Regions from separate parts of the Homo sapiens genome. Here region 2 is linked to region 1. The links are chromatin loops, found by intact Hi-C in ENCODE. Cell type or tissue: natural killer cell. All regions are shown on one strand. Links, peaks and the distances in the headings refer to the core of each region. The heading gives the core; the rest is flanking DNA. Region 1 holds the start of SNORD128 (small nucleolar RNA, C/D box 128). Region 2 overlaps RERE (arginine-glutamic acid dipeptide repeats).

Region 1 (15,492 bases), core at 5,498-10,497:
CTCTTGTTGCCCAGGCTAGAATGCAATGGCACGGTTTCGGCTGACTGTAACCTCCGCCTCCCGGGTTCAAGTGATTCTCCTGCCTCAGCCTCCTGAATAGCTGAGATTACACGCACGTGCCACCATGCCCGGCTAATTTTTATATTTTTAGTAGAGACGAGGTTTCACCATGTTGGCCAGGCTGGTCTCAAACTCCTGACCTCAGGCGATCCGCTCACCTCGGCCTCCCAAAGTGCTGGGATTATAGGTGTGAGCCACTGCGCCTGCAAGACTTTTTAAAAATTAGAAACTGGAAGGCTGATTCTAAAATTTACATGGAAATGGAAATTACCTCAAATAGCCAAAGCAATCTTTAAAATCACATTTAAAGCAGAAAGACACCCCTGAGGTCAAGACTTCCTATATAGCTACAGTATTCAAAACACAGAGGCCCTAATAACGATCAATGAGACAGAATAGAATCCAGAAAAAGATCCAAACATAAAAAAGCAGCTGATTTTCAATAACAATGTCAAGGCAGTCAAATGAGAAAAGTTTTTCCAACCAATATTGTTCAAACAACAGGTATCTGTGTGGAAGAAAATCAATTTTCACTCCATAATTAACGCATCACAATTCAAAATGAATCAAAGACCTAAATGTAAGAAGTAAAACTTCTAGAATAAAGCACAGAAACAATCTTTGTAATCTTGGAGTAATCAGAGATAGTACCATAAAAGGAAAATAATGACTTATTAAGCTTCAGCATAACTATATATTAAAGTCAACATTAAGGAAAAAAAGTCAGGCCAGGTGCGGTGGCTCATGTCTTAATCCCGGCATTTTGGGAAGCTGAAGTGGGAAGATCACTTGAGGCCAGGCATTCTAGACCAGCCTGGGAAACATAGTGAGGCCCTGTCACTAGAAGAAACAAACAAACAAACAAAAACTCTAAAAAAAATTAGACAGGTGTAGTAGCCTGTAGTCCCAGGTACTCAGGAGGTTGAGGCAGGAGGATTGCTTGAGCTCAGGAGTTTGAGGTTACAGTGAGCTATAATCACTCTACTGTACTCCAGCCTTGGTGACAAAGTGAGACTTAAAAAAAAAAAGAAAAAGGAAAAAAAAATTTTTTTAAAAGAATGAAAAAAAGTCATGGTATGGGACAAATAATTCCCAATACATATATCAAAGGACTTCTACCTGAAATATTAACAAACAATCCTTATAACTAAATTGTAAAACAAATTTTTTTAAGTAAACAAACTATTTGAACAGAGGCTTCACAAAAAAAGATAAACAAATGGGCAATAAAACAGGAAAAGATGCTCAACCCTATTAAATTAGGAAATTCCAATAAAACCTCAATGAGATACCAGACTACACATCCATTAAAATGGATAAAATTTAAAAAAAAATAACTGACAACACCAAGTCTTGGTGAAGATGCTAAAGACGTAAAATTATAACACACTACTGATGGGAATCTAAATTGGAACCACTTTAGAAACCTGTAGGCCGGGCGCAGTGGCTCACGCCTGTAATCTCAGCACTTCGGGAGGCCCAGGTGGGAGGATCACGAGGTCAGGAGATCGAGATCATCCTGGCTAACACAGTGAAACCCCATCTCTACTAAAAATACAAAAAATTAGCCAGGCGTGGTGGCGAGTGCCTGTAGTCCCAGCTACTCGGGAGGCTGAGGCAGAAGAATGGCGTGAACCCGGGAGGCAGAGCTCGCAGTAAGCGTAGATCGCACCACTCACTGCACTCTAGCCTGGGCGACAGAGCGAGACTCTGTCTCAAAAAAAAAAAAAAAACCTGTTTGACAGAACAGGCGCAGTGGCTCACGCCTGTAATCCCAGCACTTTGGGAGGCCAAGGCGGGCGGATCACGAGGTCAAGAGGTCAAGACCATCCTGGCCAACGTGGTGAAATCCTGTCTCTACGAAAAATACAAAAAAATTAGCTGGACGTGGTGGCACATGCCTGTAGCTACTCAGGAGGCTGAGGCAGGAGAACTGCTTAAACCTGGGAGGAGGAGGTTGCAGTGAGCCGAGATCGCACCACTGCACTCCAGCCTGGGCAACATCTCAAAAAAAAAAAAAAAAGAAAAGAAAAGAAAAGAAACCTGTTTGACAGTTTCTGAGAGAGCTTCCTACGTACAAACAATCCTGCCACTCCAAGTATTTACCTGAGAGAACTGAAGATAAATGTCAACATAAAGACTCATACAACAATGTTGAAAAAACTTTTATTTATAATGGCCAAAAGCTTATAAACAACCAGAATGTTGTTTAACAAGGTTAAAGAATATGAAAAAATTGTGAATATGCATATCCATACAAGGGAATACTTATCAATAAAAAGGGGATGAACTATCGATACATGAAACACAACTGGCTCTCAAAATCCTTATGCCCAAAGAAGTCACACAATATGATTCCATTCCTGTAACATTCCGCGAAATGCAAACTACTCCAAAATGATTTTAAAAAAATAAAAAAAACATTGAAAACACGATACTTCAATGGCTATCTGAGGCTGGAAGCAGAAAATGATTATAAGAGGCCATGAGGCAACTTTTGGGGGTGTTGGAAATGTTTTGTATCTTGACATTATAGTAGTTTCACAGATTTATAAGTAGTTTCACAGATTTATATATCTGAAAACCCTCAAATTTTTTACTTTGAAACAGAGCAGTTTATTATACATAAATCTTACCTCAATAAGTTGTTTCAAAAATTACACACTAGCAATCTCTTTTGTTAATAATGAAGAAAAAACAGAATAAAAATAAGTAATCTAAGAGCTTAGATTCAAAAATAGGTCCACATAATTGTCATAAAGAACTGATAGCTCTGGGCAACATTGTGAGACATCATCTCTGCAAGTAAAAATAACCAGCTGGGCCAGGCGCAGTGGCTCACGCCTGTAATCCCAGAACTTTGGGAGGCCAAGGCAGGTGAATCACCTGAGATCGGGAGTTCGAGACCAGCCTGACCAACATGGCGAAACCCTGTCTCTACTAAAAATACAAAATTAGCCGGGTTTGGTGGCACATGCCTGCAATCCCAGCTACTCGGAAGGCTGAGGCAGGAGAATCGCTTGAACCTGGGAGGTTGTGGTGAGCCAAGATTGCGCCATTGCACTCCAGCCTGGGCAACAAGAGCAAAACTCCATCTCAAAACAAAAACAAAAAACAAAACAAAACAAGAAAAACAGCTGGGCATGGTAGTGCACACCTATGGTACCAGCTACTCTGGAGGCTGAGGTGGGAGGACTGCTTGAGCCCAGGAGGTCAAGGCTGCAGTGAGCCGTGATCCACCACTGCACTCCAGCCTGGGCAACAGAGCAAGATCCTGCCTCAAACAAACAAACAAACAAAAAAGAACTGACAGCTCAAAAATTTTCTAAACCAATTGCAGTTTTAAAAATGAAACGATTTATTTAAATTTACTCGTATTTAAATACTCCTACTGGATGTTCAACACACTTTAATGTGGCCATATAGCCTATTTCATTTAAGTTCTATGTTGCCCTAGGAAGCAGGAAATATACACTAATTACTCACAGGTTTCTTCTAAACTGATAAATGCCTAACCTTGTTTTAAATCTATGCTATACTCTAAGAAAACAATAAATGCTTTCCACACAACAATGTATATATCTTTTTAACTTATTACTTAACACAGCTCAAATCTTCTATTACTCTAGGGAAGTAAAAAATCCCAGTAACTTCTCTCACAGGATATTTTCATTCATTTTTCATTAGGAAAATGCTTGCAACTGAAGTTTTCGGAGTCAGTTCAACAGTGAAGTACAAAAATTAAAACAGCACATAACTTTTCAATTCATCACAAAATATGTACACATAACCTAAGACACCTGAGCCATGTCAGGCTAGTCTGAAGAGTTTCAGTGTCATAAAAATGAAAAATTGTACAACAAAAAAATCTCTGGGAGTGCTAACAAAACCTTCAGAAGGAGCTTGCCACAAAGAACCATGGGCAAAAGTAGCCAAAATGATTTCTATACTGAAGTATGGTCTACAGAATTCTTAAGAGAGTTTGGAATAAAAAGGGGAATAAATCATATACATTCAAGAAAGTGCCAAAAATAGACATTTAATTAAATATGGCAAGATCTTCATTATTCAAAATTCAACTGATAGCACAGTTATGAAAGCAGGATTTTTTTCACAAAGCTTTTATACAGAGAACAACTGGCCAGACATGGTGGCCCATGCCTGTAATCCTAGCACTTTGGGAGTCTGAGACAGGAGGATTACTTAAGACCAGGAGTTTGAAATCAGCCCTGGCAACAAAGTAAGACGATGTCTCTACAAAAAAAATAAAACTTAAAAAAAGGCCAGGTGCAGTGGCACACACCTGTAATCCCAGCACTTTGGGAGGCCGAGGCAGGAGGATCACTTGAGCCCAGGAGTCCGAGACCAGCCTGGGCAATACAGTGGGACCTCATCTTGACAAAAAAAATTTTTATTTAATTAGTCAAGCATGATGGTGGGCGTCTATGATATCAGCTACAGCTCTTGGGAAGCTAAGGTGGGAGAAAAGCTTGAGCCTGGGAGGTTGAGGCTGCAGTGAGCCAAGACTGTGTCACTGTACTCCAGACTGGGCAACAGAGCAAGATGGTCTCAAAAACAAAAATTAGCTGAGTGCGGTGGCACATGCCTGTAATCCCAGCTACAGCTACTCAGGAAGCTGAAGTGGGAGGATCACTTGAGCCTGGGAGGTCAAGCCTGCAGTGAGCCTGCAGTGAGCTGTGACTGTGCCACTGCACTCCAGCCTGGGTGACAGAGCGAGACTTTGCCTCAAGAAAAAACAACAACAAACAACAACAACAGAAAAAAGTTCCTATCAAAGACTTTCTCTTTGTACACACACTTTTAAGGTATTCTGAATTCACAGACATTCATATCTAACCTACCACAGCCTCTACTGGGCAGTAGTATCATCAACCTCTGAGTTTCAGCTTCCTCATCTGTAAAATAATCTTAAAGGCCCCTTCTGGCTTAATCATATGCTCAAAATAAAGATTTTGTATTTAAAACTAACCAACAAAAAAATCCCCACTAACTATCCTATCGAATCAGTGACAATGTACACAAACACACAATATTTATGACAATGTGAAAAAACATTCTCTTATTTACAGAATGGCATATCCCTAGCAAAACCACTCAAATGTTATATCATACTCAAGAAACCTAATTATACTAGGAATAAAAATCAGCCATATCACGCAGATATCTACGTTTCCTCAAAAGCAAGCTGCACAGTAGATTTCTAAATCAGGAATGGGGACTACTTTCTTCCCTCTGTTAGGAACTTTTGGGACTGTCAGTATTTAAGTCATCTAGCCGCCTCGGATTCTCCTATTTAGAAACTGGGACAGATGATCTTGAAAGTCTCTTCTAACTATAGTGACCTCTCAAGAAATTAAAAAAAAAGAAAAAAGAAAAAGAACAAAGGGGTGCTTAAATGACATTTGGTTAATCATCAGAAGAGGTGCTTAGCCTCATACTCAACAGCCTACATACACATACACAACGATGCAGACTATCAATATATCAGAAATTGATTCCATAAATATCATTAGCTCTTCAGATTTAATGGTTTCACATTAGTAATGATAGAGAGGAATTATTTCATGTAACTTTAAAATACATTAATATTCCTATACAGCCCCATGGGATATAGCCTAAGGCCAAAACAAATAAAAACAACAACAACAAACAAAGAACGAAAGACAACTGGTTTCAGTAATCATATTGTTTGCAGCAGTGTGTTGTTATCTGAGCTGCTGTGTGTTTATTATGGGATTAAAGTAGATGAGTAATTATGATGGTATGTCATGCAACCAACTCAGTAACATTAGCCTCATTTCCCTTTACTTTTAATTTTTTAGAAATTATTCGTGTAAAACTTTTTATAGTCATGTAAAATATTAACATGTTCCAAAGTATACTTTATAAAAAACAAGTTTATGCAAAAAAGTTTAGCTTCTTCCCATCCCTCCATGTGCTTTAAAATAAATACATGGTCTCAGAAACAGTGAAGTACAAAAACACGGCTTCTAGATTCCAATCTTGGGGGTATGACCTTAAATTGTGACTTAATCTCTCTCAACTTATTTCCTTATGTCTAAAAAGGTGATAATAATAGAACCTAGAGGCCGGGCGTGGTGGCTCACGCCTGTAATCCCAACACTTTGGGAGGTCGAGGTGGGAGGATCACAAGGTCAGGAGATTGAGATCATCCTGGCTAACATGGTGAAACCCCGTCTCTACTAAAAATACAAAAAATTAGCTGGGCGTGGTGGGTGTCTGTAGTCCCAGCTACTCCGGAGGCTGAGGTAGGAGAACGGTGTGAAGCCGGGAAGCGGAGCTTGCAGTGAGCTGAGATCGCGCCACTGCCAGAGCGAGACTCCATCTCAAAAAAATAAAAAATAAATAAAAATAAAAATAGAACCTAGAGGTGGTTGTGAGGATTAAGCAAGATCTTCTATGCACAGTACTTGGCTTTGTGAGGCCTCAGTTAAGTATCAGGTGCTATTATTAGGATCTCATTTGAGAGTCACCTCAAACCTGCAGCACAGACACAGATTAGGAAATGAACCTGCAGGTGCCACATCACTGGCCTGGAGCCCCCATGGCACCCAACAGCCAAGACCACAACTCACTCCTGAGTCTACAGGCGACTTCATGCTCCGCACTCATCACACATTCCCTACAGCCAGTTCAGGGGAAAAAGAAGTGTCTTCCCACTCAGGGTGACTTCAAAAGACTTACTGTGTTCAGTGCATTCAGAGTGGTGTCATCCCGAGAGGCTGCGACACAGCCGTCCTCTGTAGAGCCTCCATCACACATTCCTGCAAATGCCGCCATGCTCCTTCAGAAGAAAAGGTTTTTCCTTTATTAGTACATAGTAATATCAGGACAGAGACTTAGACCTTCAATTTTCAGAGGACATTTCCAGCCCAGAACAAATTCCATTACTACACGCATGATGAACCAGTTCCCAGCTCTGCCTCTGCTCCTATTTTTTTTTTTTTTTCTTTTGAGATGGAGTCTCACTCTGTCATCCAGGCTGGAGTACAGTGGCGCAATCTTGGCTCACTGCAACCTCCACCTCCAGGATTCAAGGGATTCTCCTGCCTCGGCCTCCCGAGTAGCTGAGATTACAGGAACACCCCATGCCCAGCTAATTTCTGTATTTTTAGTAGAGACAAGGTTTCACAGTGTTGGTCGGGCTGGTCTCGAACTCCTGACCTCAGGTGATCTGCTCACCTCAGCCTCCTAAAGTGCTGGGATTACAGGCGTGAGCCATCACGCCCAGACCAAAAATAAATTTAAGTTCCTCTTCACTCACGCAGAAAGACATATGTTACTTTTAGTCAGATCCATTTGTATTGTTTCTTCCCACGTTTTAGCAGTACTAAGATTTTAGATTTGAGAGCATGAAGAATCTAAATCTATGAGCCACAATATTTCAGTAGATGACAATCTTCTGAAAGAAAAGTCTCCAGAAAACATGTGAAATTAAGTCATCTAAAATTTTACTTAATTCCTCTCATTCTGCATATCAACTACCTTTAGGTGAATTAAAAGTAAAAAATCATGGCTGGGTGTGATGGCTCATGCCCGTAATCCCAGCACTCTGGGAGCCTGACGCCAGAGGACTGCTTGAGGCCAGAGAGTTCAAAATCAGCCCTGACAACATAGAGAGAGAAAAAAAATATATTAGCCAGGTATGGTGGTGCATGCCTGTAGTCCTAGCTACTGGGGAGGACGAGGTGGGAGGATGACTTGAGCCCAGGAGGTTAAGGCTGTAATGAGTCATGATTATGCCACTGCACTCCAGTGTGAGACCCTGTCTTAAAAAAAAAAAAAAAAAAAGGTGAGAAACCAGAGATAAAACCTCTTAGTCATTCACTCCACTTACACATTCTCATCTCTACTGAATGCCACCATGCACAACACCGTTGACTAGAAAACAGCCAGGTAACTGGGGCAACACAGAAAGGACCCCATCTCAACCAAAAACAAAATTAAAAATAGCCGGGCATGGTGCCACGGGTCTATAACCCTAGCTACTCAGGAGGCTGAGGCAGGAGGATCGCTTGAGCTCAGGAAGTTAAGGCTGTAGTGAGCTATAATTGTGCCACTGTACTCCAGCCTGGGTGACACAGCAAGACCCTGTTTCAAAAAAACAAAACAAGTAACAACCAAAAAAAAAAGAAAAAAAGAAAAAAAAGAAACCCACAAACCCATCCAGGGTTAAAATTCAGATGCCCTAATCCTTGCTTTCATGTTTTTGTTGTCGTTGCCAAGACCCAGAATCACTACATACAAAGTCTGCCTGCCTGCTCTGTGACACCTGCTCTGTGACGACCGCTCTGTGGTGCCCGCTCTGTGCCGTGTGAGGAGCGAATTCACACTTCTCTCTGCATCGAAGGCATTTGTATGTTCTATGCAACTGCCACGAGGGTGATCACAGATAAATATTCTCATGTAGGCAAGCCACAAAAATGTCAAGTTCAGGACAGGCACTAATGAACAGCCACAAAGTAGAGACAGAACATGAAATCTGTAGAGGGTTTTGTTTTTGTTTTAAATTTTACTTTAAGGTCCAGGATACAAGTGCAGAACGTGTCGGTTTGTTACATTAGGTATATGTGTGCCGTGGTGCTCTGCTGCACCTATCAACCCGTCATCTAGGTTTTAAGCCCCGAATGCATTAGCTATTTGTCCTAATGCTCTCCCTCCCCTCACCCCCACCCCTCTGTAGTGGGGTTTTCAGATGAGCTGAATGACTGAAGTACTCAACTGGATTGAGAGGTTTTGGTAACTGTATGTATGGCCTAAGCTGTTTTCCTCTTGAAAAGTTCCAAAATTTGATGTGGGGCAAACACCAAGAAGAAAAACATTACTTCATCATGAAAAAAATTACTTCAAACTATTTTTCTCTGGTAAGAAGAGCCAGGGTCCCGATTACAGAGGGTGTAACCAAACTTAAAGTCAGAGAACGCCCAATATAGAAATAAAATCTCAGGGGAAATGCAAAGTTTACTGCCTATAATCAGTTCAGATGGTCTAATTCAGAAAGCAGGATGGGGGTAGATTCCTATTACCTTGCTGCCCTCAAGTACATAAGGAGGTCACAGTCGTTAACTCCAGGCATCCAGACCAGTTCCTCATGTTGGGTCACTGTATCACCATCTGGAGAAGGAAATGGTTGCAGATCTGGAAGTTTGGCCTGTAAGACAGGGATGAGTAAGTCACAATCAAGGCATGTATTAATTATAAAGAGCTATCTCAATAAGCAGTCTTTAGGAACATATACAATGTTTTACTGAGACTCTTTCCTTGGACAGCAGAAAAATAACAACAAAACCATGAGTCATTTAAACTGACCTATTTCACATGTCAGGATCATTTCACCATAGAAGATTTCACAATAGACTGCTTAATATCTGCTTAACAGTGTCAAAGTAAACCAGTGCCAGCATGATACCAAGAGTAAAACTGAAGCACACACATATGCATAAAATAAACAAAAAAACAAAATAATGTCTTTAGATGATAACAGCTATTGATAAAGAAGGAAACACACATACATTTCCAATATAACAAGTTGACAAAGAAGACATATGCAAATGATACCTCACCTAAGGATATTTGCTAAAAAATTAAGTGAGCTATCCTATTAGAATAGTGTTACTCTTAAGACAGTCAATAGCAATATAAGTCATGGTCAATACCAAAACTAGATGAGTATTAAGTAAACATTAAAAAATATAGTTGAGGCCAGGCCTGGTGGCTCACGCCTGTAATCCCAGCACTTTGGGAGGCCGAGGTGGGTGGATCACAAGGTCAGGAGTTCAAGACCAGCCTGGCCAAGATGCTGAAACCTTGTCTCTACCAAAAATACAAAAAGTAGCCGAGCACGGTGGCGGGCGCCTATAATTCCAGCTACTCAGGAGGCTGAGGCAGAGAACTGCTTAAACCCGGGAGGCAGAGGTTGCAGTGAGCTGAGATCGTGCCACTGCATTCCAGCCTGGGAGAGACAGAGCGAAATTCCATCTCAAAAATAAAATAAAATTAAACTAAATTAAATTTTAAAAATTTATATATAGTTGAGGCTGGGCATGGTGGCTCACGCCTATAATCCCAGCACTTTGGGAGGCTGAGGTGGGTGGATCACCTGAGGTCAGGAGTTCAAAACCAGCCTGGCCAACATGATAAAACCCCGTCACTACTAATAATACAAAAATTAGCCAGGCGTGGTGGTATGTGCCTGTAATCCCAGCTACTTGGGAGGTTGAGGCAAGAGAATCGCTTGAACCCGGGAGGCAGAAGTTGCAGTGAGCCAAGATTGTGTCACTGCACTCCAGCCTAGGTGACAGAGCAAGACTCCATCTCAAAAAAAAAAAAAATAAAAAAAAAAAAATAAATATATACACACACACACACACACACACACACACACACACACATATGTAGTTGAATTGACCTGTGGTAACAGAAATCAGGGCAGTGATTTCTTTACGAAAGAAGGAATTGCTTGTGAAGAACAGGAAGGACCTTTCTGGGATGACAGAAATGTTCTGTGCCTTGATACGAATCATCACGGCAGATTGAAAAGCATACATAAGATACGAACAATTCGCTGTACATAGAGTATACCTCAATAAAAAGAATTTAAAAAAATATTCGAGCAACAGTGCTCCCCACCAAGACTGTAAGTGATCAGATTTAAATACCTGTGGCATTTTCTCACCCACACTCTGCTGGGACAGAGCAAGAGCAAGCAGGTGCCATGACCACCATAACCAGCAGAGACCTGTGAAAAGTCAGATATTTGCAAGATACTCATGTTCTCATCCTGTCAAATGATGACCATGGGCACATGAGTCTGATAGAGCTCCATGGGACATGAAGCCTGGGCAAACAATTTAAGTGAATGCAGCAGGCTGAATATAAGCCAGCACCATCCAACAGAAATAAAATAAGAATTATATATTTAATTTTAAATATTCTAGTAGTCACGTTAAACAAAATGCCATATCCCAATCTGGACTAGCCATATTCCAAGTGCTGAACAGCTATGTGTGGCAGTGGCTCCCGACCTGGATGTGCAGGTGTGAAGAACTCAAGAGTGAAGTGGACCACGGGGAAATGGAGATAGAACCGCCCCATCCAGGGAATGCTGCCACACAGGAATGGGACCCAGTGTGTGTACATCCTCCATCTTTTTCCAAATTCCAGAAATCTTCACATTTATGTAAAAGTTTGTGGTTTTAAATGTTGGTATTCAAGTTTTTGAGGCAACTGCATAGCAAAACATCACATTAGTAGGCCATGTGGCTCTCAGGCTAGCCATCAGCACCCACACAGCTTTACAGGCTGTCTTCCATGCCTCTAAATGTGTATCAAGCTGACTTTCTCCAAGCAAGGATGTTCTTCTTTGGTTAAGTATTGACTTCTCTAACATTGAACTGAGTGTCACAATTAGTTCTGCTTAACACATAGTGAAAATAGTGGGATAAAATTAAAACACAATGGGCCTGGCGTGGTGGCTCACGCCTGTAATCCCAGCACTTTCAGAGGCCGAGGCGGGCAGATCACCTGAGGTCAGGAGTTCGACACCAGACTGACCAACACGGTGAAACCCTGTCTCTACGAAAAATACAAAAATTAGCCAGGCGTGGTGGCACACGCCTATAGTGCCAGCTACTTGGGAGGGTGAGGCAGGAGAATCGCTTGAAACCTGGGAGGCGGAGGTTCCCGTGAGCTGAGATTGCACCACTGCACTCCAGCTTGGGTGACAGAGCAAGACTCTGTCTCAAAATAATAACAACAATAATAATAACAACAACAATAACACAACAAATGTTGGAGTCAAAAGGTCTTTGACACTAGTACTGAGTTCTGCTTCCCCAGCACCGAGTACAGTACTGGGTACAGCAGTTCTCTAATGTCTGTTATTAATCGAAAAGTACTATTACTGTGAGCAGGACCAACCTCCCCCCCATTCTTGAGAAAAATGGACTAGAAATATAATTAGACAGTTTACAGAAAAAGAAACGAAAATGCCTCTTAATCATAAGAATTGATGAGTTGGAGACGGGGTTTTGCTGTGTTGGCCGGGCTGGTCTCAGCTCCTGACCGCGAGTGATCCGCCAGCCTCGGCCTCCCGAGGTGCTGGGATTGCAGACGGAGTCTCGTTCACTCAGTGCTCAATGGTGCCCAGGCTGGAGTGCAGTGGTGTGATCTCGGCTCGCTACAACCTCCACCTCCCAGCCGCCTGCCTTGGCCCCCCAAAGTGCCGAGATTGCAGCCTCTGCCCGGCCGCCACCCCGTCTGGGAAGTGAGGAGCGTCTCTGCCTGGCCGCCCATCGTCTGGGATATGAGGAGCCTCTCTGCCTGGCTGCCCAGTCTGGAAAGTGAGGAGCGTCTCTGCCCGGCCGCCATCCCATCTAGGAAGCGAGGAGCGCCTCTTCCCCGCCGCCCATCGTCTGAGATGTGGGGAGCGCCTCTGCCCCGCCGCCCTGTCTGGGATGTGAGGAGCACCTCTGCTGGGCCGCAACCCTGTCTGGGATGTGAGGAGCGCCTCTGCCTGGCCGCCCCGTCTGAGAAGTGAGGAAACCCTCTGCCTGGCAACCGCCCCGTCTGAGAAGTGAGGAGCCCCTCCATCCGGCAGCCACCCCGTCTGGGAAGTGAGGAGCGTCTCCGCCCGGCAGCCACCCCGTCCGGGAGGGGGGGGGGGGGTCAGCCCCCCGCCCGGCCAGCCGCCCCGTCCGGGAGGTGAGGGGCTCCTCTGCCCGGCCGCCCCTACTGGGAAGTGAGGAGCCCCTCTGCCCGGCCAGCTGCCCCGTCCGGGAGGGGGGGTCAGCCCCCTGCCCGGCCAGCCGCCCCGTCCGGGAGGGAGGTGGGGGGGTCAGCCCCCCGCCCGGCCGGCCGCCCCGTCCGGGAGGTGAGGGGCGCCTCTGCCCGGTCGCCCCTACCGGGAAGTGAGGACCCCTCTGCCCGGCCAGCCGCCCCGTCCGGGAGGGAGGTGGGGGGTCAGCACCCCGCCCGGCCAGCCGCCCAGTCCGGGAGGAAGGTGGGGGGTCAGCCCCCCGCCCGGCCAGCCGCCCCGTCCGGGAGGTGAGGGGCGCCTCTGCCCGGCCGCCCCTACTGGGAAGTGAGGAGCCCCTCTGCCCGGCCAGCCGCCCCGTCCGGGAGGGAGGTGGGGGGATCAGCCCCCCGTCCGGGAGGTGAGGGGCGCCTCTGCCCGGTCGCCCCTACCGGGAAGTGAGGACCCCTCTGCCCGGCCAGCCGCCCCGTCCGGGAGGGAGGTGGGGGGTCAGCCCCCCGCCCGGCCAGCCGCCCAGTCCGGGAGGGAGGTGGGGGGTCAGCCCCCCGCCCGGCCAGCCGCCCAGTCCGGGAGGGAGGTGGGGGGTCAGCCCCCCGCCCGGCCAGCCGCCCCGTCCGGGAGGGAGGTGGGGGGATCAGCCCCCCGCCTGGCCAGCCGCCCCGACCGGGAGGTGAGGGGCGCCTCTGCCCGGCTGCCCGTACTGGGAAGTGAGGACCCCTCTGCCCGGCCAGCCGCCCCGTCCGGGAGGCAGGTGGGGGGGGTCAGCCCCCCGCCCGGCCAGCCGCCCCGTCCGGGAGGGAGGTGGGGGGGATCAGCCCCCCGCCCGGCCAGCCGCCCCGTCCGGGAGGGAGGTGGGGGGGTCAGCCCCCCGCCCGGCCAGCCGCCCCGTCCGGGAGGGAGGTGGGGGGGGTCAGCCCCCCGCCTGGCCAGCCGCCCCGTCCGGGAGGTGAGGGGCGCCTCTGCCCGGCTGCCCCTACTGGGAAGTGAGGACCCCTCTGCCCGGCCAGCCGCCCAGTCCGGGAGGGAGGTGGTGGGTCAGCCCCCCACCCGGCCAGCCGCCCCGTCCGGGAGGGAGGTGGGGGGATCAGCCCCCCGCCTGGCCAGCCACCCCGTCCGGGAGGTGAGGGGCGCCTCTGCCCGGCCGCCCCTACTGGGAAGTGAGGAGCCCCTCTGCCTGGCGAGCCGCCCCGTCCGGGAGGGTGGTGGGGGGGTCAGCCCCCCGCCCGGCCAGCCGCCCTATCCAGGAGGTGAGGGGCGCCTCTGCCCGGCCGCCCCTACTGGGAAGTGAGGAGCCCCTCTGCCTGGCCAGCCGCCCCGTCCGGGAGGGTGGTGGGGGGGTCAGCCCCCTGCCCGGCCAGCCGCCCCATCCGGGAGGTCAGGGGCGCTTCTGCCCGGCCGCCCCTACTGGGAAGTGAGGAGCCCCTCTGCCCGGCCACGACCCCTTCTGGGAGGTGTGCCCAGCGGCTCATTGGGGATGGGCCATGATGACAATGGCGGTTTTGTGGAATAGAAAGGCGGGAAGGGTGGGGAAAAAATTGAGAAATCGGATGGTTGCCGGGTCTGTGTGGATAGAAGTAGATATGGGAGACTTTTCATTTTGTTCTGTACTAAGAAAAATTCTTCTGCCTTGGGATCCTGTTGATCTGTGACCTTATCCCCAACCCTGTGCTCTCTGAAACATGTGCTGTGTCCACTCAGGGTTAAATGGATTAAGGGCGGTGCAAGATGTGCTTTGTTAAACAGATGCTTGAAGGCAGCGTGCTCGTTAAGAGTCATCACCACTCCCTAATCTTAAGTACCCAGGGACACAAACACTTCGGAAGGCCGCAGGGTCCTCTGCCTAGGAAAACCAGAGACCTTTGTTCACTTGTTTATCTGCTGACCTTCCCTCCACTATTGTCCTATGACCCTGCCAAATCCCCCTCTGCGAGAAACACCCAAGAATGATCAATTAAAAATAAATAAATAAATAAATAAATAAATAAATAAATAAATAAAAAAGAATTGATGAGTCAACCTCTCTGACAACAGAAATGCAAATTAATGGCACATATTCAATTTTGCATCTATCATACTGACATAAAGCCAAATGTTTGACAACACATAAAGCCACGAAAAAAATTAGCACTCATATTAGTTGCTAGTGTCAACACAAACTGATACAATCTCTGTGGAGGGGAATGTGGCAAAACCCCCAAAATTATATATGCACTTGTCCTCTAAGTCAGCCATCCCGCTTCTGGGGATATAGCCCCAAGATACACTGGCAAAAACATCAAAATCTATATGCACAGGCTATTCACTGCAGCATTACATGTAATGGCAAATGACTGGAATCAACTCATATGCCTATTAATAGGGATCAGATGAATAAACTGCTACATTCATACATGGAGTTCTATGAAATAGTATTATAGAAGGGAATGAGAAGGAGCTCTATATACTGCTATGAGGAGAACACAAGAATATACTGTTAAAAGAAAGGTAGCAAAAGGATGTATATTATGTTATTATTTATCTAAGAAGGGGCAGAGGGAATGAAAATAAGAAGCTTAAATAATAATAATCTCATTAAAACTACACCAAATGGAAAGAAATGCAACAATTGAGCTGGTTCTACTCTAGGAACTGTTTCA
Region 2 (15,492 bases), core at 4,275-9,274, 160 kb after region 1:
CATGTCACTGCACTGTTGTCTGGACAACAGAGTGAGACCCTTCCCCGCCACTCAAAAAAAAACAAACAAACAAAAAAAAAACAGGGTCATCATTGCCAATGTAACTAAAATAAGGACACATGAAAATATAATTACACTGTAGGTGTGATTAGTTAACATTAAGTAAGGTGAGCCCTAATCCAATATGACTGGCATCCTTACAAAAAGGAAAAATGTAGATAGACACAGAGATATGTACACAAAGAGAATGCTATGAAAGATCACCACTACGCTGCCACAAAGCAGCAAACTACTGTAAGCAAGGACAGAGGCTTGAAACAGATCCTTCCCTGGTGCCTTCAGAGGTAACATGAGGCTGGGTGGAGTGGCTCATGCCTGAAATCCCAGCACTTTGGGAGGCCAAGGTGGGCGGATAGTGTGAGCCAAGGAGTTCAAGATCAGCCTGGGCAACATGGCAAAACCTTGTCTCTACAAAAAATACAATTAGCCAGGCATGGTAATGCATGCCTATAGTCCCTGCTACTCAGGAGATTGAGGCTGCAGTGAGCAATGATCATGCCATAGCACACCATCCTGGGCGACCCTGTCTCAAAAAGAAATGAAAAAGAGGTAACACGACCCTGCCAACACCTTGCTGTTGGATGTGTGGCCTCCAGAACTGTAAGACAACATACCTCTGTTGTTTAAGCCACTCCATTTGTTATACAGCCACAGCATCCCTAACATACTAACACACAGCCACATTGTGTTTCCTCCCAAATAAGATTAACGTTGATTAAATAACATTAAAGATGATTGTGCAGATAGGCAACTAGGTCACAGAGGGTCTACAGTGCCAGGTTCTGGGAACAAACCTGCTGGTGAACAGGGAATACACTGAAAAGCTTTAAGCAGATTAATAATAGGTCTAATAAGTGCAACTGAATTTGTCACATGTCGGAAAAAAAACATTAAGCTCTGCCTAAAGATGCCTTTATGCTATGTTACACAAAAATATTCTTGCCATTATCAATAAAACTACCCCACCACAAAATATGAATGTTTCAAGAAGACACCTTCATTTGCATGTCACATCTATTAATACCTAAAATTCTTCTAAATATTGAGATGTAGATAAAAAGTTACAGATCAAATGAGCTTCTATTTAAAATATGTATGTGTGTGTGTGTGTGTGTGTGTGTGTGTGTGTGTGTCCCCTGGAACACCAAATACCACATCTTGGTTTTGTTTTATTTTGGGAAGGAAATGTTTGTCTGAGTAATTAATTGCCTTACAGAAGCTTTCGATGATTCAGAGAACTAAGGATGTGACACCACTTGCAGCCTCCACAGACCTCAGTGAAGACGCAGTAGCTAAATGTTAGGACCATTTGTTAAAATATCGGGGACTCCCTCCCCACTTTAAACAGTAACTTGATTGAATGGAAATTTTCCATTTAGAAAATAGTTGCATGTTATCTTTACTTTTTCTTTTAAGGCAAACTTTTACTGAAGTGTAATACATATACAGAGAAGTGCAAAATGCAGTAAATTTTCACAGAACAAGTCCATGTAACCAGTACCATAAAACGTAACATGGCCAGAACCTGGGGGTCCCCTTAATGTTCTGTTCCCTGTACCCATAGGGCAATCTCTCTCCTGACTTCAAACACCAAAGATTAGTTGTGGCTGTTTTAAAATTTTCTATAAAAGGAATTATACAGTATTATGCTCTTCTGTGTCCACTCAACATCATGTTTCATGTTGAAATCATTTACCTGTTTTTGCGATGGGGTCTCACTCTGTAACCCAGGCTGCAGTGCAGTGGTGCAATCACTGCTCACTGCAGCCTCAACCTTCCATGCTTAAGGGATCCTCCCACCTCAGCCTCCCAAGTAGCTGGGACTACAGGAGCACACCACCAAGCCCGGCTAACTTTTGTATTTTGAGTAGAGACAAGGTTTCGCCATGTTGCCCAAGCTGGTCTTGAACTCCTGGGCTCAATCTACCTACCTACCTCCACCTCCCAAAGTTCTGGAATTACAGACGTGAGCCACTGCACCTGACCTATAGTCATTTACTTTAAATAGGTTTTAGAAATAACGTATATTCCATTTTTATTCAAACTAGATCCTCAGGTTTCATTTTGCCTAGTTTGAATTTTTTCCAGCTTAAATTCCATTTGCATCAAAAGAAAATAACACTTAAGTGATCAAAGTAAACAATTCTAGTTTCCAGGGCATTTTTCCTCAAAATTGTCAAATAAAATGGTCAAATATTTTGCATCACCTAAGATTTCACAAACCACAAACTTATATACATAAATACATGTTTTGCACTATGTTCATGAAAGTAGAAGGAACACATATTCTAGGACTATAGGGTAAATAGGACAATCAAACAAAATTATCAGTTAATATGACAAAATGTTAAAAAATTAATACATACTTTTGAAAAAAAAAATACATTTCATTATCCAAATAGCAAGCAATACCAATATGCCAAAATAAAAAAAAAAATCTCACAATAATATGAAGTTAGTTTTTTAACCAGTTCTACCTACACCAGAAATAAAGGAATCAAATTTCCTAGAACCTAACTGAAAACAGTAGAAAGAAATTAATATGCCACCTACAGCAAACTCCAGAAATCAATATCCTATGCTAAAGAAGCCCAGAAGGAAAATCTGGCTGCACACAGCTGTGTAATAAATCAATTTGTTACCGTGACAGTCATCTCAAAACAGGAGTAATGGCTGACAGACAACAAAGAAGTTAGATCTGACTCAAGGACAATATACAATAGAGCCCCACAAGGTTTTTGTTTTGGTTTTATTTTTAAACAAGTCTGTTAAATCATTCATTGGGAAGTAATACAAAACAGACTTCCAGAAGTCTTATTCTAATTTTAACATCATCAATGAGTCAATAATTTTTTTTAATGTTTCTAGAAATTTCTTTATTCAACAAATATTATGGAATACAGGCTGGGCGCGGTGGCTCTCACCTGTAATCCCAGCAGTTTGGGAGGCCGAGGTGGGCAGATCACTTGAGGTCAGGAGTTCGAGACCAGCCTGGCCAACATGGTGAAACCCTGACTCTACTAAAAACACAAAAATTAGCCGGGCGTGGTGTCACACGCCTGTAATCCCAGCTACTCTCGAAGATGAGGCAGGAGAATCACTTGAACCCAGGAGGCGGAGGTTGCAGTGAGCTGAGATTGCACCACTGCACTCCAGCCTGCATGACAGGGCAAGACTCCGTCTCAAAAAAAAAAAAAAAAATGTATATATATTATGGAATACACACTATGTGTACACTATTGTCAGTAGATGGCAGGAATTCAATGATGAGTGGGGGAAAATAAGAATTGCTGTTTTTTTGGAGAAGGGAGACTTATTAATCCTAATAAAATTATTACTGTTCTAAGTGCTAGAAGAAAAGATACAAAAAAGGCTATAACAGTATTTATTAAGGAAATGTATTTGACTAACCTGGGAGAAAGGCAGTGACACTGGGGTGGCAGAGCTTAAGAAAAGATAAGAATTAAGTGTGTTACCGAGACGAGAAGAGCAAGTGCAAAGGCCCCGAGGCAGGCGGGAACATGGGCAGTGTAAGTAACAAAATCTATTATGCTGAGCTCCTAAGGACAAAATTAAGGTAATCCCAGAGTTTAGCAGCAAAGGTGAAAAAGACCTGGTTGTGACAACGCATGAGATTAAACCGTAGTGATAAATTCTAAATAATATTTAATTTCTCCATAAGATCACATGCTTCTAAACACTAAACAATTTAAATATAGCTTGGGACAGAAAAGTATGATTATATGAAAGCCTACCTTTATCCTCAAAGTATCCCTGCTATGCTCATTCTCAGTGACATTTCGAGAGGTCCCTATAATTTATACTTATTCTGAGTAGTAAAACCAATTCAGAGATGTAGAAAGCAATAAATATTTGAAAAATCTTAATTTGTGCTTTATATCCCATAGAAATAAATGAGTATTAAAGATCTATTCACTTGGAAGCGGTGGTTCACGTCTGTAATCCCAGCACTTTGGGAGGCCAAGGTGGGTGGATCACCTGAGGTCAGGAGTTCGAGACCAGCCTAGCCAATGTGGTAAAACCCTGTCTCTACAAAAAATACAAAAATTAGGCCAGGAGCAGTGGCTCACGCCTGTAATCCCAGCACTTTAGGAGGCCGGGGCGGGCAGATCACAAAGTCAGGAGATCGAGACCATCCTAGCCAACATGGTGAAACCCCGTCTCTACTAAAAACACAAAAATTAGCTGGGCATGGTGGCACGCGCCTGTAATCCCAGCTACTTATGAGGCTGAGGCAGGAGAATCGCTTGAACCCAGGAGGCGGAGGTTGCAGTGAGCCGAGATCGCACCACTGCCCTCCAGCCTGGCGACAGAGTGAGACTCCATCTCAAAAAAAAATAAAAATTAAATTAAATTAAATAAATAAATAAATAAAAATAAATTAGCTGGGTGTAGTGCCACGTGCCTGTAATCCCAGCTACTCAGGAGGCTGAGGCAGGAGAATTGCTTGAACCCAGGAGGCAGAGGTTGCAGTGAGTTGAGATCTCACAACTGCATCAAGCCTGGGCAACAGGCTGAGACTACGTCTCAAAAAAAAAAATCTACCATTTAAAAACTAGTAATTTGGCCAGATGCAGTGGCTCATACCTATAACCCCAAGACTTTGGGAGATGGAGGCAGGAGGATCACTTGAGGCCAGGAGTTCAAGACCAGCCTGAATAACATAGCAAGACCCCATCTCTACAAAAAAATTGTTAATAGGCCAGGTGTAAGCACACCTGTAGTCCTAGCTACTCAAGAGGCTGAGGCAGGAGAAGCAATTGAGCCCAGGAGTTCGAGGATGTGGTTAACTATGATCACGCCACTACCCTCCAGTCTGAGCGACAGAGTGAGACTCTCTGTTTTTTTTTAAGCTAGTAATCCATTGAAGATATCCTTTACAACATTCTCCACAGATCCTAAGCTTTTAAGATACAACTAAGCACACAGGATCTCTGCAAGTGGGTGAGGATAATGGTTTTTCATCACTAACAAAGGATGTTATTGTAGTAGTTTATATCAAGAAAGTAAAAGACCAGGTGCAGTGGCTTAGGCCTATAATCCCAGCACTTTGGGAAGCCAAGGCAGGAGGATGACTTGAGCCTGGGAGGTCAAGGCTGCAGTGAGCTGTGATCATACCACTGACAGCCTGGATGACAGAGCAATACCCTGTCTCAAAAGAAAAAAAAAAAAAATCAGGAAACAAAACAAAGGAAAGAAAAAACTCAACCCCCATCTGGGAATCTAATCACAGTACTCTGCTGGTTTTTTTGGTTTTGTTTTTTGTTTTTTAAGAGACAGTCTTGCTCTGTCACCCAGGCTGTAATATAATGGCATGTAGTTCACTGCAGCCTTAAACTCCTGGCCTCAAGTGATCCTCCCACCTGAGACTCTCAAAGTGCTGGGATTACAGGTGTGAGCCACCTTGCCCAGCCCAGCACCCTACTTCTGATTCTTCAGTTTAAGTAACCCTAAAGAACAGACAATATTTAACAAATACTCATTTAGAGAAAAAGCTGTTTGGAGAAGGCAGCTAACTCAGCTTCAAATCCATCACCAAAACGAAAGGAAACCACTGAGAAGGTCAAAGACAGTCTCCTTACCAAATAGACATCCACTGGACCTGGCAGGATGCAAAGGCACAGCCCCCACTCAAGCAAAAGGGTGCCTCACATGGAGCTGTCTTGCTCTGGGTGCCACGGAAATCTTCCAAACCATGTGTGGCCTTTATAGATCCTTCATAATACACTTAGCTTTCAGAGACAGCATACCTTTCTCACATGTCACAAAGGTTTTCAGATTCACTGAAACACTACCAGCCTCCACAAATACATAGTTCTTGCCCAAGCACTTTAAGAACCATTCTGTAAATAAGTCCTTAGCAATCTCCCTTCACATATTCTTCCAGACTCAAGAAGGGAGGTGTATTAGTCCATTCTCACGCTGCTATAAAGAACTGCCTCAGACTGGGTTATTTATAAAGGACAGAGGTTTAATTGATCCACAATTCCACAGGGCTGGGGAGGCCTTAGGAAGCTTACAATTATGGTGGAAAGAGAAACAAACACATCCTTCTCATATGACAGTAAGAGAGAGAAGGGCTGAGCAAAGGTGGAAAGGCCCCTTATAAAACCATCATATCCTGTGAGAACTCACTCACTATCATAAGAACATGATGGCGGAAACTGCCCCCATGATTCATTTATCTCCACCTAGTCCCGACCTTGACACGTGGGGATTATTACAATTCAAGGTGACATTTGGGTGAGGACACACAGCCAAATCATTATCAGGAGGACTTCCTATAATCATAGTTCACCACGCCCAGCTAATTTGTAAAAATTTCACTACAATCATAGAGCACTGCAACCTTGACCTCCTGTGCTCAAGAGATCCTCCCACTTCAGTCTCACAAGTAGCCGAGACTAAAAGCACACGCCACTGTGCCCAGATCCAAGACTGTTTGTGGTTTGTTGGTTTATTTCTATTTTTAGGGAGATACTCAGCAGAAACAGGGTGCCACAGTCCCATAAATGGGAAAAATAGCCGGTGTTTTTCATGTTAAAGAGGTTTCCTTAACTGTCGGGCTTCTTGGAGTCACTAATTCTGACTCTCTCATGAGGGAGACTGTACAGGCAGCATTTTCCACACATATTTGACTACTATTTTTGGTGAAATGTCCCCACTGACACCAGAATAACGTTCCATATTATAAATGCTGAGAAAGGTTAGCATTCAATACTGCACAAGGCAGCTTGCCTTTTGACAGTGATCCAAACTGTATTACCACATTAAATTGTTATCAAGAGAAAGGATAATAAAAAAGTAAATCTTTCCTTATACTGAAGTTATCATAATGTAATCTATATCTAAAAGAGTTGGCCAGGCGCGATGGCTCACGCCTGTAATCCCAGCACTTTGGGAGGCCGAGGCGGGTAGATCACGAGGTCAGGAGATCGAGACCACGGTGAAACCCCGTCTCTACTAAAAATACAAAATATTAGCTGGGCGCAGTGGTGGGCGCCTGTAGTCCCAGCTACTGGGGAGGCTGAGGCAGGAGAATGGCGTGAACCCGGGAGGCGGAGCTTGCAGTGAGCCAAGATCGCGCCACTGCACTCCAGCCTAAGCAACAGAGCGAGACTCCACCTCAAAAAAAAAAAAAAAAAAAAAAGGGTTAACATGTTTTGTTCCTTTCCCATGATTTAGATGTGCGTACGCCCTAAACAAGCAATCTGTGGTAACTCTGAGAGATTCTTCAGTCACTAAGAAATTCTTACTGCCCAATAGCTGAGTCTACATCAAAGATAAATACAGACAGTACTGTAACCTACACACATCATTTAATCGTTACAGCAGATTTCTAACTGCTCTAAAACCTCCACTCTGATCAATTTATATCACACAAATACCTTCTCAGTTAATCTCCAACCAAGAAATTGTAGCTGTGAATGCAAATTTGTCTGTATTAAGTTCTAGCACTGACTTTTTTTTTTTTTGCGGGGGGGAGGGGTGGAGACAGGGTTTTGCTCTGCTGCACAGGCTGCAGTGCTATGATGTGAACGGGGCTTACTGCAGCCTTGCCCTCCTGAGCTCAAGGGATTCTTCTACCTCAGCCTCCTGAGTAGCTGGGACTGCAGTCTCATCACACTCCCAGCTAATTTTTTACTGTTTTGCAGAGATACGGTCTCACTATGTTGCCCAGGCTGGTCTCCACACTACTCAAGCAATCCTCCCGCCGCCTCAGCCTCTCAAAGTGCTGGGATTACAGTCATGAGCCACCGTGCCCAGCCCCACTGACATCTTTTGAAATTTAAAAAACTCCTGTGTGGGAGAATGAAAATCTGGAACTTGACGTGAAGTTCATAACAGTAACAGCATTCCTCAGTAAAATGATTGTTCCAGATTATGGACATAACACAGTGAAGTATTTTAATCTCCTTCTCAGAAAAACATAAAAATGGGCAGCTTTAATCTGCTAATTACATCTCATACAAAATTCATGTCACTCTTCAACAGTAAAAGTAACTCAAACAAAATGATTTCACCTAGGTTTTACTGGCTTCTGTAAGAAAGGATCTTGTTTTGTTTTTTTTTGTTTTTTTTTTTGAGACAGGGTCTTGCTCTGTTGCCCAGGCTAGAAAGCAGTGGTGCAATCATGCTTCACTACAGCCTCGACCTCCCAGACTCAAGTGATGCTCCTGCCTCAGCCTCCTGAATAGCTGGGACTACAGGTGTGTGCCACCAGGCCCAGCTAATTTGTAAAAATTTTTTGTAAAGATGGGGGTCTCACTACGTTGCCCAGGCTGGTCTTGAACTCCTGAGCTCAAGCAATCCTTCTGTCTCCGCCTCCCAAAGTGCTGGGATTACACTGTGCCCAGCCTAAAAAAGGTGTCTTAATACACACAATACATCAAATGAAAAGGAAAGGCTTTGCTAGTGTTCAACAGGTTTTGACTCACTTGTTTCCCTGATCTCATCTAAAAGTTGAGTCTGTCTTTTTTTGAGCAATGCTATAAGCCACAATATACTGGTGTGACCATAATACATTTTCTGGAAAACCAAGCAGGTTAGATGACTACTTCTATTATTGTTGATTAGAGAGCCTGAAGCTCAAATTTTTGGAAAAGGAAGTTAGCAGGAGCAATACATCTCTGATCTTCAGGGCTTTTTTTTTTTTCTGAGACGGAGACTCGCTCTGTTGCCCAGGCTGGAGTGCAGTGGTGTGATCTCGGCTGACTGCAACCTCCACCTCCTGGGTTCAAGCAATTCTCCCGTCTCAGCCTCCCAAGTAGCTGGGATTAGAGGTGCACACCACCGAGCCCAGCTAATTTTTGTATTTTTAGTAGAGACAGGGTTTCATCATGTTGGTCAGGCTGGTCTCGAACTCCTGACCTCAGGTCACCACCCGCCTCAGCCTCCCAAAGTGCTAGAATTGCAGGCGTGAGCCACCATGCCTGGCCTAAAGGCCATTTTTAAAAAGTACCTCTCTAGAGTCTGGTCGATCCTGTCCCAAGGTAAAATTTCCTGTTTCCAAGAATCTTAAGGTTTACTTGTCTCCACCAAGCAGTCAATTCTGCAGGGTCACCACAGTCTCATTTATGATTGAAGATTAAAAAGCAAGCATGAATTCAAAAGACAAAAAAATACTAAGCAGATGGTCCAGTTAGAGAACAAGCAGCACAGGAAAATAAGAAAAGAACTCATGAATGCATAAACCAGGACACAAGAGCAAATTAAGGCAGACACAAGCAAGAAGTGGGTGAACCTAACTGACCAAAAGTGGGTCACATGTTTACCAAATTAAGTTTCCTACTCTTCTAGATTCCAAGCCTTCCTTAAAGTGTACAAAGCGTATTTATTTCACCATAATGCCAAGATCATTCCCCCACTGTAAACATTGGCAAGACCCAAACGTAAGGCTCCTTACCTCCTGGTCTGTAGACCACATCATCTTCAGTGATGTAGGATGTTATCTCACCGGTATCTGTCCTTTCATAACGAGACTTTTTTTTCGGTGGTTTCTTCTTATTCTTCTTCGTGGACTCCTCTGCGGTGGCACTATTGTTGTCATTGTCCTCGTCTTCACTGTGATCACTCTCAGCATAATTTTTGGCTCCTCCTTCCAAGGTACAGCTCCGGCGTGGCCTTGAATTCTCACTCTCTCTTGCTTTGTCTCTTTTCTCTCTCTCTCGGTCCCGGTCTCGGTCCCGGTCCTTCTCTTTGTCTTTGTCTTTGTCTTTGTCCGCTGTCATGATTCGCCACGTGCCTTCTTCTGTCCTCTCACGGCTAGGCCTCCGTGAAAGGTAGACAGTAAGCCTGGGCTTCAGTCTTCTGAATTTCTCACTCAATTCCAGGGAAAATCCAACCACTCCAACAACCCCAACGTTTCAAAAATGCTAGGAGAGAAAAAAGAATGGTTTTAACGCTTTTTCATATTTGTTTCCTAAAATAATGTTTTGTTAAATGAATCTCTTACTTATTCATGCTTTACACCTAAAAACTTCGCACAAGCCACAGGAGAAAAATTAAGTGTTAAAATTTAAAAACTACAGTTTTTGGTCTCAGCAAATGGTTTGGGGTTTTTTATGACACCAATAATAAAAACTGTCTGAATGCCTAAGAGTAAACTACACTTCCTCCACCTTACATGTTTTCTCCTTTTTAAAGAAAAAGCAAACCAATACCCTGGTAGACAACATATAATGGGTATTATTATACAAAAGGAGCTTCATAACTCATAATATTAATTTAAAGAGGAAAGAATCTGTAGTAAAAATTATTTCCAGGCCAGGCACTGCGGCTCATGCCTTGTAATCCCAGCATTTTGAGAGGCCAAGCCAGAAGGACCACTTGAAGCCAGGAGTTCAAGACCAACCCTGGCAACAAAGCGAGATCCCATCTCCAACATAAAATAAAATATTTCTACCTGAAAAAATAGTAATAGTTTGCAGCACTGTCAAAAATGTCTCAGGATAGGCCGGGCGCGGTGGCTCACGCCTGTAATCCCAGCGCTTTGGGAGGCCGAGGAAGATGGATCACGGGGTCAGGAGATCAAGATCATCCTTGCTAATGTGGTAAAACCCTGTCTCTACTAAAAAATACAACAAAAATTAGCTGGGTGTGGTGGCGGGCGCCTGTAGTCCCGGCTACTCAGGAGTCTGAGGCAGGAGAATGGCGTGAACCCAGGAGACGGAGCTTGTAGTGAGCCGAGATTGTGCCACTGCACTTCAGCCTGGGCGACAGAGCGAGAGACTCCGTCTCAAAAAAAAAAAAAAAAGAAGAAGAAAAGAAAAAAAAGTCTCAGGATATCGCATAGAGCACTATATTCTAAAGATATTTTCTGGCTACTTCTACAAACTCCCAGAACTTCCTTCAAGAATAAAAATAATATTTAACTCAAACGAAAGTGAGAGCTTCAGAGCAAGATTTTTCCACCTTCAGTTACATTTTACACATCTTTTCATCCTACCATTTTCAGTTATGTTCCAAGGAAAATGATCTCTCTAAAGATGTATTACTGGCCAGGCGTGGTGGCTCACACCTGTAATCACAGCACTTTGGGAGGCCAAGGCAGGGGGATCACGTGAGGTCAGAAGTTCGAGACCAGCCTGGCCAACGTGGTGAAACTCTGTCTCTACTAAACACACAAAAAGTAGCTGGGCACAGTGGCACACGCCTATAGTCCCAGCTACTTGGGAGGCTGAGGCAGGAGAATCGCTTGAACCTAGGAGGCAGAGGTTACAGTGAGCCGAGATCACACCACTGCACTCCAGTCTGGGCAAAAGACTCCATCTCAATAAAGAAAAGAAAATGTATTGTCTCTGCCTTAACAAAACATAACAGCTTCCAGAAACAAGCTTCCATCTTTCGGGAATATTAAGTGGTTTTTACAGTCTTCCAGATTTCTACTATAAATGGTATCCCTAATAAAGTACTCCCCAAAAAGAAACCCAACAAGAAAAGTCTTGAGGTTTTTAAGCGTCTGCAATGGGAAAAGTGAATCCCAAACTCCAAGCTAACACAGTTCTTACAGATATTTTATAGCAGGAAAAAATTTTGTCTTTCTAAGTCAGTTTTGGAATAGACCTAACAATAAATTTATAAATAAATAATTTATCTTTTGTTTTTCTTATGATCTTCCCCAATACCCTATCTCACTTATTCAACAAATCTTTACTAAATACTATGTGCCAAGTGTTAGAACTAAAACCACAATGGAGGAGAAAACTCATGGTCCTTGTTCTCAATGCTCAAATGCAACAAAAGGAGGCAACCGATCAATCTAAGAAGCTTCTGTTTCTCATGCAACTAGGGTGAGAAAGGAAACAGTGCATATAAACAAACAAAAGATTGGTCCTCTTTACTTGACAACCACAAACAAATCAGTTTGCAGTTACATGCTTCAGATGCAGAGAAAATTCTCTTTGGTCAGCCAGGCATGGTGGCTCATACCTGTAATCCCAGCACTTTGGGAGGCCGAGGTGGGCAGATCACGAGGTCAGGAGGTCGAGACCATCCTGGCTAACACGGTGAAACCCCATCTCTACTAAAAATACAAAAAATTAGCCGAGCGTGGTGGTGGACACCTGTAGTCCCAGCTACTCGGGAGGCTGAGTTAGGAGAACCGCTTGAACCCAGGTGGCAGAGGTTGCAGTGAGCTGAGATCGTGCCACTGCACTCCAGCCTGGGCAACGAGAGAGACTCCATCTCAAAAAAAAAAAAGAAAGAAAGAAAGAAAGAAAAAAGAAAATTCTCTTTGGTCATGCTAAAACCATAACAATTACCATATATTCTCTGCAGCGCTCTTAGGTCAAACCTCTTACCAGAAAAGACCTCCTCATAAGCATCTCAAATATCCTTAGACATTCAGCAAAATAGAAAGTATTTAGTCTTTGGAAGATAGGTGATGAAGGAGCAATCATGCATCATAAGCTACATTAGAAGAAGGAACGCATGTAGCACAAAACTAGATTACTTCCTTCTATGTAAGAAACATGCTGTTTCAAACAGGATTTCCATTTTCTAAACATATTTCAAGAAAAGGAAAAATTATCACTGCCTACAAAAGTTTTGCCCAGATGAACCGTCTGCTAAACAGATAGTCATAAACTCCCAAGTCCTGGTAGGCTACTAGTGCTAGCAACTGAAAATACAGAGACCTACTACTTCCTCGACAAGTCTTAAGTTTAGAGCATGAACGAGCCAATCATGAAAGAAAGAAAACTATCAGGCCAGGGGCGGTGGCTCATGCCTGTCATCCCAGCACTTTGGGAGGCTGAAGCGGGCGGATCACCTGAGGTCAGGCGTTCGAAGCCATCCTGGCCAAGATGGCGAAACCCTGTCTCTACTAAAAATACAAAAATTAGCTGGGTGCAGTGATGGGTGCCTGTAATCCCACCTACTCGGGAGGCTGAGGCAGGAGAATCGTATGAACCCAGGAAGCGGAGGTTGCAATGAGCCAAGATTGTGCCATGGCACTCCAGCCTGGGAGACAAAGCGAGACTCCGTCTCAAAATAAAAAACAAACAAAAAACGATCAGCTAACACCATTGTTAAAATGTTCCTCTTTGACCCTGAAAACTCATCAGTGTCTACTAGGAGTCCAAAAAGAATGAAAAGCTTGGGCTGAAAACCTCTCCACTGCAACTGCAGTTTCAGACAGAAACACTTCTGATAACTTTAAGAAAAAAAATCATTCTCCCTGGGGTTAACAAGATAACTGCTCCAGAAAACTGTGTAGAAAACATTTTTTCAGCACTCAAAGAGAAAAAATAGTAAGTCCAAATTGTACATTCAACACTACTCACTACAAAATCATACACTGTTTCTATTTACAAAGAAAATAGAGTTGTTTCTGCCAAAAGTGAGCAAGAAAGTTAAAAATTCAAGAAACAATAAAGATGTCTATAAAACAAAATCCAGTATATGTGTATATTTATAAAATCAATGTTCTGATTTATCTGAAAGTTGGCTCTATTTATATATTACATAATCTGCATGTTATATTAATATATTAAATTATATGAATAATTAATACCATATCATTTATATATTAATGACATATTTATATAACCAACTTTCAGATAAGTATGAACATTAATAATCTAAGCAAAAGTCAATCCAATTACCATTTACATTTGGCTCTAAAATACAGCTCAATGGGAATATATTTTTTTCCTCTATGTTTAGCATATGAATTATAATTCTTCTGCGCCTTAGTGTACAGTGATCAACACATACCAATGATGTGACAGATAAAGAAAGGGACCCAGAGAGGAACCAGATGGCACTGAGAAGGAGAGTTGTCACTTCAATTTGCTAGAAATGATCTACAAAGTAGACGATACAACAACAGCATCTTTATTATAGCACCATGAGGTTTACAGAGCAAGTCCCTCATTTGATTCTTCCAACTCATGAAGTGAACTGGACAGAAGTTGTCATCCTCGCTTTACAGTCTACAGAACTCAGAAGAGATCATCTGCACAAGGCCACGCAGCCAATGGGCACGAAGTAGGATTCCAGTGCAGCTGTCTCAGAGCTCAACCCTATCTGGCTTGCACAGGAACTCCTGCTGCCTGTGCTGCCAGGATCTCCAGCTCTTCACAGGCACCAACTTCTCCTACATTCATCCATGCTGATGATTCACGCAGACAGATTTAAGAAACACACTCACTCTGCCCCCAAAGCTATTTTTCTCCAGTCGGAAAGCCAAAAACATTGAAAATATCTGTGTCAATCACTACCCAACCCAGTGAAACAGGAAACACATTATAACATGCTTTAAATAAGAAAAGGAAGAAAATCTAATGTAGAATACATTTCAGATTTACAACAAGCTTCAGCTACTCAGTGAACAAATGTCAAGTGAATGCCTATTATGTGCTATTTACAGCTCCAGGTGTTGGTAAACAGCAGAAAACTCAACATAAAACCCCTGCCCTTATCTTGAGCTTATGTGCTCAGCAGTGGAGAGAGACCACCAACAAAAGGCACCATACCTAATGAGAAGATCTTACATGGGAAATCTAAGGGGGACACAGTGTTGCAGGACTGCAATTTTAAACAAGATGTTCAGGGAAGGCCTCTCTGAGGGGGCTTTGACCCTGAGTAGGAGCATTAGAGAGAAAGCCAAGGACACATGAAGGGAGGTGATTCCTGAAGAGGGGAAAAAGTGCAAGGTCCAGAAGCAGGAATGAGCCAGGCCCACTCAAGACACAGGAGACCAGAGGGGCAGGAATAGCACAAAAAGGGGGAGAGAGGTCAGAGATGAGTTCAGAGGTTGAAGGGGCAGGGGGAGGAGGACCTGGATCCTGGCAGGCCTCATGGGCCAGGGAAAGGACTCTGGCTTTTACTCAAGTGAAATGAAGTTACTCGAATGACACTTTAGCAGGGATGTGAGTAGCAAAGAAAGGCATGATCTGACTTCTGTTTACCGGAGATCACTCTGGCCGCTGATAAAACCTCAAGGAGCGCAGTGGGGCACGATCACCCCGGGAAGACAAGCAGCAGCTGGGAAGGGCTGGGGTAGTAGCAACAGAGAATGGGGAAAGTCTCATGTTTGTATGTTTTAAAGGTAAGAGTCAAATAAATAGGATGTGCTGATAAACTTGAGAGGTGAGAGAGAGAGGGAAAAAAGAAAAAGGACATCTGGCCTGGATGGATGAAGCTGCTGTTTGAGTTTCATGGGGAGACCAGGAATTTGGCTTTGAATGTGTTAAGCTTGATCAAGAAGCCTAGAAAATCACAGAGTCGAAGTTGGCAGAGGTCCAGGCTGGAGATAATAATTTAGTTTTTAAAGCCATGAGACTGAATGAGATCACCCAGGAAGTGAGTACAACTTTTTGACAAAACTTTTAAAACTCATGAGAACATTTATTGCTCACGCTTGAGTGCAGAGGATATTCAAAATAGACTTATGAGTTACACATT

Evidence for each region. A loop is a pair of places that touch in the nucleus more often than their neighbours do. Peaks named below come from ENCODE experiments on the same cell type or tissue, not always from the same donor. Only the 100,000 strongest peaks of a DNase experiment are listed, where the experiment ranks them.
Region 2: it touches region 1 in a loop (7-fold over the local background); 1 of 110 quality-filtered maps calls a loop at or near these places.

What each region holds. Positions count from the first base shown.
Region 1 is chr1:8,488,277-8,503,768 of GRCh38, forward strand. It overlaps RERE (arginine-glutamic acid dipeptide repeats), which reads right to left. Exons shown (of 23, transcript NM_001042681.2): 9 at 9,129-9,253; 10 at 6,787-6,886. It overlaps SNORD128 (small nucleolar RNA, C/D box 128), which reads right to left and starts at 6,637; the gene lies at 6,524-6,637. RefSeq lists an enhancer at 14,209-14,892. In natural killer cell, for the core only: no CTCF peak of the experiment used is centred there; DNase peaks (open chromatin) are centred at 7,955 and 8,405; H3K27ac peaks cover 2,162 bases.
Region 2 is chr1:8,646,486-8,661,977 of GRCh38, forward strand. It overlaps RERE (arginine-glutamic acid dipeptide repeats), which reads right to left. Exons shown (of 23, transcript NM_001042681.2): 2 at 9,488-9,956. The coding sequence starts at 9,812. Among named protein-coding and RNA genes, the nearest start is that of SNORD128, 160 kb to the left of the region's middle. RefSeq lists an enhancer at 5,558-5,637. In natural killer cell, for the core only: no CTCF peak of the experiment used is centred there; DNase peaks (open chromatin) are centred at 4,866 and 6,226.